Regions from separate parts of the Homo sapiens genome. Here region 2 is linked to region 1. Evidence: chromatin contacts called from ENCODE Hi-C or POLR2A ChIA-PET data. All regions are on one chromosome and are shown on one strand. The core of a region is the stretch at or near the end of the contact, and the rest is flanking DNA. Distances in the headings are between cores, read along the strand shown.

Region 1 (4,029 bases), core at 693-3,192:
CTGCTCAGGGCACTGTTTCATGGTTCTGTCCACAGCGCGTGCTCACTGCGTCATTTCTAAAGTTATTCACTTGTACTTAATTTCAAGCCATTTTTTTTTACTTTGAAAACTCTGAACGCCTCATTGAGGACAGTACATACAATGTGTGCCAAGGTCTGGTTTCAAAGTTTAGCTGTTTTTGAGTTATTTGACTGGACAAAAGGTCGAAAGATATCTTTCACAGCAGGGAAAGTGTAATTTTCCATGTCTTTATGATGTTTAGAAATAGTTGGAGTGATTTTTCCCTAAAATTTCCATAAGTAAATAACTTTTACCCGTGGCATAAGCTTGATTTTGAGATGCCTTGGCAAAAAATTTGAAAATAACCCTCTCCCTACCTCCAGTCTCCAGCCTCATCCTCAGTATGCACTCCAGCAATAAGGGAATTGGAGGGACCCCAGGTTAAAATCAAGACCTTTCATGTTTGGATTAAAAGTATGACGTATGGAAAGTTTTAGCTTCTAAAAACTTGTCTTTATCATTTAATATTACGTATGTTTTAGAAAAAAGCTGGGAGAAGAGCTCTGGTGTCTGAGATCACTCTCTCCAAATTCCTGTAGGGTCCTGCTATAATTCCTGATGGTATTTGCATCTCACTTATTCATGTACCTTACAGCCGACTTTCTTTTCCACAGATAGAATTGGCCTCCCACTTTAGGACAATGTGTCCTCCAAATTTGCTAGGGCAACTCCATACCTTACTTTAACTTCTTGCAGGACCTAACTCTCCAATCAGTCGTTAGTGTATATTTTTGTGTACTTGGCTCAAAGTCTTTCAGTGTGGATGTGGACCTTCCGGAGAGTAATCTCCTCCAATGAAGAGCAAATGGTCATAAGGAACATGTACGAGCAGGTATTCCTGTTAAGCCTTATGCTCCGTCTTTCACCCATCCACTTGCACAGGGGACTAGTTTCCTTTTATGATCCTACCCAAACGTTTGGCCTTTTTGGAGAAGTGAGGGAAGTGAGGGGTAGAATTTTTGAGACTCAGTTCAGGGCCTTTGATATGCTGTTCCTGTCCTTCAACAGATGTATCAAGTATCTCTGGGTCATCCCCTAAGACACGTTGGTGATGAACAATTCCTAGAACTGGTCTAATTTTTTTTTTTTTTTTTTTGGATAACAGCACAGTTTATATTTTTTGGGCATCTTCTTGAACTGTACAAGTATATTCAGCATCATTTCTCTGCCCTGTCGATCTTTTGTCTTTTCTTCTGTGCTGTCAATAACCTGTTTGGCAAATGTCTACTTCCATTGTCCACTCCGTGAGCAGTGTACACCGGTCTCCATCTCCCATTCCTGCAGGTCCCTTCGTGGAAACGGCAAAGTGCCTGACTGTAGTCCTCTCATTCTGGACTGACTCTGCCATCCACCAGCCTCTTCTCCCATTTCCCAGGGCTTCCTCCCACATCTGTCTATTTCATAGATCGCCTCCTCCTCTTAGGGAAGTTGAGTCTGTCGAGTTCCCCTGCACATCGCCTGCCAGTCCAAGTCTCCTGCCCGCCTCCCGCACGCCCTCCCGCGCCGCGGTGTCTGTGGGTCGGTTCCCAGACGCGCCCGCCGGCTCTTGGGCCTCCACTGGCTGGACGTGGGTCTGTCCCGCGCCCGCGCGTCCGTCCGTCCCCCACTTGCCTCCAATTCGGCAGGAACTTTACACCAGCCAGGAGGAGAAGGACGGTGCGCGCGGGTGCGGGTCTGGCCGGCTGGGGCCGGCGCGGGGGCGGCGAGGGGCGCCGGGCGGCGTCGGCTTGCGAGCGGGCCGGGGGCGTCGCGGGCCGCCCTGCCCTATAAGGGGCCGTGCCGCCTCCGCCGCCGGGCGGGTGCCGGGCGGACCGCGGCGGTGGCGGCGGCGGCTGCGATTGGCTCAGGCGCCCCATCCGGGGACTGGGCTCGGCGCTGCTCGTTCGCCCTAAAGGTACCAATATGGCGGAGGTGAGCAGGGAAACCGGGCAGGAGCAGCCGGGCTGGAGCGGGCGCCCGGCGGCTCCCCGCGACCCCCGAGCCAGCCTGGGGGATCCGGGGCTCTTTCCGCTGCCCCATGAGGGGCGGCGTGGCGACGCGGGGGTCGCGGGGCGGCGACTGGCCGTGGCGGGGCTGGCCGGGGGGCGGGAGCGGGCGCGGGAGCGGTCTCCCTCCGGGACTAGGCCGCGGCGGCTCCGGCCCCGGTCGGGCCGGGCGACCGAGCCGGACGGAGGTGGCGGCCGGCTGCAGTGAGCCCTGCCCCAGGGACGAGGCAGTGCCGTGTCCCCGGTCGCTGACGCGGGCCGCCGGCGCCTCCGCGCCTCTTCCCCGGGCCCGGGTGGGTGGAAACCGGCGGAGCCCCCCCTCCGCGGCCGGATCGCAAAGAGGGGAGCGGGCTGCGCCACTGCCCTGCGGGAGTCGTGCGCTGTGCCCCCGGCCCACCGGGCCCGGGCTGCGGCGCGAAGGAGCCGCACGCTTCACTTTGCTGGGGGCGCGGAGAAGAGCGGGATGCGGGGCCACCGGGCTTCTCAGAAGAGCGGGACTCCCCACCCCGCAGCCCGGGAGGTGCGGGAGCCCCTGGGGTTAAAGGGCAGACCGAGACCCTCGACGCCCTCTCCAGGAGAGCGGCTTGATAGCTCCAGTTTTCTCTGGGCTGGAGGAAGGAAGGCTGGGCGAGCGAAGCTGCCCCGGCCATGTCCCCCGGGACTGGTGAGCTGGGGGGAGGGGGCGGTGTGGCAGGAGCCCCTGGGCTGGAGCTCGCTGGGGCGGGGGGCGCGCTGACGGTCCAGGGAGGGACTGAACACTCTGGAAGGAGCCAGCATCCCTGGAACTGAGAGGAGCTGCATCTCTGGACTCGAGAGAGAGGATGGGGGGCTCGCGCTTTGGTTTGGGGGCGAGTGTCCGATTCGAGCTGGCCTACGCTGCAGGGGAAGAGATCGGCTTCGGAGTTGGGGCTCCCGGGCCCCAGGGGCGAACTAGGTGCTCAGAACGCGAGTTCGTTCCAGAAAAGGGTGTTACGTTTCGAGTTGTTTGGGGCTTCGGAGAGCCGGGTGGGATTTGGAGGACTCCGGAGATGCCAGGGATGGGGGACTGATGGTGCCAGCCGACTGCTCTGGGTTTTGCTTCTCTGCTTGGAAACTTGCTGAGCTCCAAGAAGCGACTTGGAGTTGCCTCTCAGACTCCGGGCTTCGTCCCGGGTCTGTGAGTTTGTACACTTGGGACTCGGGGAGGAAGGCGAGGCAGCCAAGAGGGGGCCCGAAAGGGGCCGGGAGCGATTCGAGTGAAGCTACGTCTTGCACTTTTGGCAGCTGCGGAGGAGCGCTCGACTCCGCCTCCTCTGCGCCCTGTTGCCGGCGCTGCCTCTTTCCCTGGCTGTGCGATCTAACCTCACGTTTTCTTCTCTCTCTCCTAGGCTTCTTTTGGAAGTTCGAGCCCAGGTTTGTCCTATTTTCTTACGTCTTCGGTGGTTCCCAGTGGGTAATGTGGGCTCAAAGGTCTGTTGCTAAAGGATTCCCAATAGAAATGTATCCTGCAGGTTTTTCTTCATTGATTTTTAAGAGTTTCAGTGTGCATTTAGTAAAGTTTGGGGAAGAAACAGTTATACTGTTCTTTGTTTTCTCTTGCATGTTGAAAAAGTAACTGTTACAAAGTTGCTAAGACAAGCGTTCTTTTAAGGAATATGGCTTTAATTATTACATATCTTATTTTTCCTCCGAGCCTGAAACAGTTAATCCCAAATTAACTTGACACCAACTTTAGCAATTTAGATTTTAACTTCGGTTTCTTCTAGAGATTGAGTAATTTGTCAGAACTCTGGGACTACTTCACTAACTGTAACCCCTCATCTCCTCTTACGTTGTTTCTTTTTCATAATTAAATGTCTATGAGTTGTGTTAAAATTGGAAGTTGAGAGGTAAAGCTACCTTAATAAAAAAGACAGAACTTCCAAGTTTGGCACAGAAAAAGGGTGATTTTGACTTCTGAGCTGAGACGATCTTAGGTCATCTAGTACAGTGTTTCTTAACTTTC
Region 2 (4,029 bases), core at 417-2,916, 360 kb after region 1:
AAAAAAAAAAAAAAAAAAGAAAGACAATTAACTTTTAGTAAAAGCCTTCTTTTTTCATGATCATTTGAATGCCTACCATATTTATTTATATTTAGAATATTGTTGTTATATTTTATTATTGAGGAGCTAAAACAAGCATTGAAAAGACAGGGCTTGGTACCTGTTATGGAGTGAATTGTATCTTCCCCCTCCAAATTCATGTATCCTAATCTCTGATACCGCAGAATGTGACTGCATTTGAAGAGAGTCTTTAAAGAGGTAATTATTGTTAAATGGGGTCACTGGAATTATCCCGCTAGGATTACCAACGTGACTGGTGTCTTCATAAGAAGAGAGTAGGACATAGACATGTACAGAGGGAAGAGCATGTGGAGACCCAGGGAGGAGGCGATGGCCACCTACAAGCCAAGGAGAGAGGCCTCAGAAGTAGCCCACTCCTTGATCTTGGCCTTCTAGCCTCCAGAATCGTGAGACAATAAACTCCTGTTGCTAGCCTCCCAGACTGTGATACTGTGTTATGGCAGCCCTGGCAAACTAATAGAGTACCTATGATTTTGTTTATTGTGTGGGATAATCAAGGAACTGAGCCCTTTATTAAAGACTTTAAATATGCCTCTACAGTATAATGTGAGATAGGAAATCTGGATTCAAATCCTGGTCCTGCTACTTGCTCACTGTGCAATCTCAGACAAGTCACTTAACCTCACTGAACTTTGATTTTCTCAGTTGTACACATGTGGAAAATGCTATATTTAACTTGTGGGGTTGTGGAAATAACTAAAAAAACAGCATAGAGGTGCCCTCTTCCCTCACCCTCCTGTGGTGGATACTCACAGAATGGAGGGAAGGACCCTGGTGTCCTGTTTCCCAGCTGAGCACATGGAATTCTCTGGTTGCAACTTGAACAGCAACCTGAGAGATGAAACGTGAGCTAGCCCAGCACCCCACAGTTTGAGGCAGGGCGATATGGGTGCTTGCTTCCGAGCGAGGGCATCTCTGGTCCTGGATGTCCATTTGTGAGTTTACAGGCAGGGCAATTTGCCCATTCCCCAGTCATTTTCACAGCAGCTGGTGTCATAAATTACCACAATCACAAGTCCTCTCAAAGCGGGGCATTCCTGACATGGAATGAAGACCTACAGCCCCAGAGCATCTGATGAGATTGGATTTGTCAATAAGGGCAGTAGCCAGGCCCACGGGTGTTTGAGTACAAACTCTGGGGTCAGCAGCTGGGGCCACACCTTGGGAAGCTGCCCACTTTACTTAGGTTGTTTGCAGTAAAGTAGCTTCCGCAGTGGTTCTGAGGAGGAGGCTCCCGGCGCTCTCCCTAGGCGACATTCTGCTCCATGCCTGGATCTGGGCGTCCCACCCTCTCCCTGGGGTGCTGACAGTCAGAAACCCAGGCGTGTCAGGAAGAGCTCAGAGTTGGGCAAGCTCTGAGAACCATTTCAGCTCAGTGAAAGAGGCCGGTTAAGTTTTTGGTTTCAGAGGAGATACTTTCAGGGGGGTGAGAGGAAAGGGAAGAGGCCAAGATGCAAGGTCTGGCTGCCATTGGTCAGGGTCAGCCTGGGCTGTGGTGTTAAGGGGGTTTCAGCAGCCACTGTTGTTTCTGTTGCTCTGGCAACCAGAGGAGAAATACACAACGCCCAGTGCAGGTGCACAAGTGTTGAGTGCAGGCCCATTTCCTCCAATCGGCCCCAGCCAGCCCAGAGGCAGCGACCTAGGGGCTCCTCCCAGGATGGCTAGCTGAAAGTTTTGGTGTGTGGAGGCTGAAATGTGGAAACTAAATTTGAAGGGCGTTGACTACAGGGGCTGTGGGCAGCACCTGGTGGCACCCTCCCTCTCACGCAGGAAAGCCGGGCCTGGGGCTTGGATGGGTCAACTGGATCTCCTGCCTGTCCCTAGTTGGTTTTCCTGCTTCCGGTGGCTGCAGCCCCAGCAGCTACATCCTGGATCCTATTGAGGAAGCTTGGTGCTAGGTCAGACCCGTGACTTGCAGCTCCACCCTGGAGCTCTGGTGCGAAGCTGTGGCTGCCTGGGAGGGTGTGAGGGTTCCCTTATTCTGGTGCCTCCCTTTGCTGAGCTTGCAGCGACCCCCGACCCCCAAGCCACTCTGCTAGGCTCTCCCTCTGTAAAGGTCTCTGATTAACAGCCCTGGGGACTGGTAGACACAGGTTCAGATCTCCGTCCCTGACTGATTGAACTTCTTTGAGATTCTGGTTTCCTTACCCATGAAGTGGAAGTAGTCAAACCCATCTCAAAGATTTGTGAGGAAGAAGTTTCTGTGAAAATACCTAAGGCAGCACCTGACACATAGTAGGTGCTAAATAAATGGGGTCTTTGCCTCTTGCGTAAGAGCCAGAATTCAAGAGGCCTTGATTTCTGATGCATTTGCACTCTCTAAGCTGACAGCTGGGCCTATTCCCTTGCCAGGAGTTTCAGGACCAAGGCCATCCCGCAAGCCCAGTCCATCAGCACTTCCTGAAGCTCTCTCTTCTCAGTATATCCAGAAACTCTCCACTCCCACCTCTCTCACTGCTACCTTATCCCAGCTCCATCACCTCTTACCTGGATTACTGCAGCTGCCTCCAAACTAGGCTCCCTGCTTCTGTCCCTGACTGCTCAAACTCTTCCTACTCAGCAGGCATCCTGCTATGCCAGTAGTCATCAGATGGTGCCTCTCCTCTGTTCAGAGCTTGCCAGAGTCTGCCTTTCTCATTCTGGGCCCCGCTTCTATTACCTCATTTCCCACCGCTTCCCTTTACTCTTTCTACTCCTGGCCTCTTTGCTGCTTCTTCAAAGTAAGAAGCATGCTCCCAAACAGGACATTTGCACGTGCTTTTTCCTCTCCCTGGGTGTCCACTCTGATGTCCTTATGGCTCATGCTCGCTTCCTTCAGCTTTCCACTCAGCCTTCCCCTTCTGAGCAAGGGCCTCCCTGACCACCCATCTAAAACATCACCCTCAATCCCCATCACTTCCTACCTCCCTGCTTGCTTTTTCTTCATATCCCCTATCATAACCTGAAATATACATTTATGTGTTTATTTTTGTCTTACTCTACCAAATGTAGGATTACCAACATTTCCTATCAAAGTGCAGGAAATGCGGTTTCTTCCTGTTGAGTCTTCACTGCCTAGCCAGTCTTCACCTGGCTCTTTCTTCCTGTTGAGTCTTCACTGCCTAGAACAGTGCTTGGCATACAGTAAACACTAAATGAATTTAAGTTGAATAAATGAATGAATGGATGGGATAGGGGAAAGAATATATATACATGTATCTACATATATTTAAATCTACATTAAGTGAAAGTGTTCATATATTTAGTTATACACATATATTTCTCTAGGGATATCTCCTTCGAAGAGAACATATGGAGATATATATATATATATAGATACACACACACACACACAAACACATATATCCTGAGTTGCTTCTGTCAGTACAGTACAGTCACTACTGTATTTGGGTGGCCTGTCCTAGCCCTTCTCTCAGATGATGATAACATTCTTGGGGCATTGGCTTGGGTGTAGGAGTTGGTTGGTGTGGGATCTGTGTAGACTCTTTGTGAGAGACCTGTGGAGAGCTGCATTTGTGTTTGTTGATGGTGGGTGACTGAGGTAGGCTTGTTGGGGGGAGGAATAAGGACATCGAGGCTATTGGAGGAGGCAGGAAGATGGAAGGGAAGTCATTGAAATAATCTTATGGCCATGGGTTTGAAATTAGTATCTGTCCATAGAGAGGTAAATCAGAGGCATCCAACGGGGAGGAGAATATCTCCAATCAGGAGGTGCTCACACAGTTTAGCGGCTTCCTGTCAGGTGCTCCCGGTGACACTCTGGGTCTTTTCTCCTCTCCCCCATAATTTTCTTTAAAACACAGTGTAAAGATAAGGGTAAGAATCACTTCAAGTAATGTGAGAAAACTGTAAGGAAAGAGGAAAAATGAAAATGCTGCCAATGGCAGGAAACGGCACATTTTAATCTTCTCAAACTAAATGGACTCCGCGTTGCATCTGGAATTGTGT

What was found. A loop is a pair of places that touch in the nucleus more often than their neighbours do. ChIA-PET counts read pairs that join two places held with the same protein, here RNA polymerase II (POLR2A). Pooled maps may share reads with other maps.
Region 2: a loop to region 1 is called in a map with no recorded cell type, with 13 times the contacts of the local background. The contact joins the enhancer-like site here to the promoter of MIER3 in region 1. A Hi-C loop is called at or near these places in 2 of 37 single-sample maps with no recorded cell type and 2 of 50 pooled maps. POLR2A ChIA-PET finds 5 or more read pairs at or near these places in 1 of 52 experiments (CD4-positive, alpha-beta T cell).

Annotation. Positions count from the first base shown.
Region 1 is chr5:56,950,036-56,954,064 of GRCh38, reverse strand. It overlaps MIER3 (MIER family member 3), which reads left to right and starts at 1,942. Exons shown (of 13, transcript NM_001297599.2): 1 at 1,942-1,971; 2 at 3,413-3,437. The coding sequence starts at 1,963. RefSeq lists silencers at 1,661-2,080, 2,111-2,220, 2,281-2,450 and an enhancer at 3,021-3,110.
Region 2 is chr5:56,586,693-56,590,721 of GRCh38, reverse strand. All of the region lies in intron 1 of C5orf67 (chromosome 5 putative open reading frame 67), which reads left to right. Among named protein-coding and RNA genes, the nearest start is that of C5orf67, 18 kb to the left of the region's middle. RefSeq lists enhancers at 1,453-1,712, 1,843-1,922. Within about 2 kb of position 1,666, at least 18 of the 41 ENCODE cell types and tissues checked have a DNase peak (open chromatin) inside an H3K27ac peak, as active enhancers do; they include CD4-positive, alpha-beta T cell, where a contact is called at or near this core.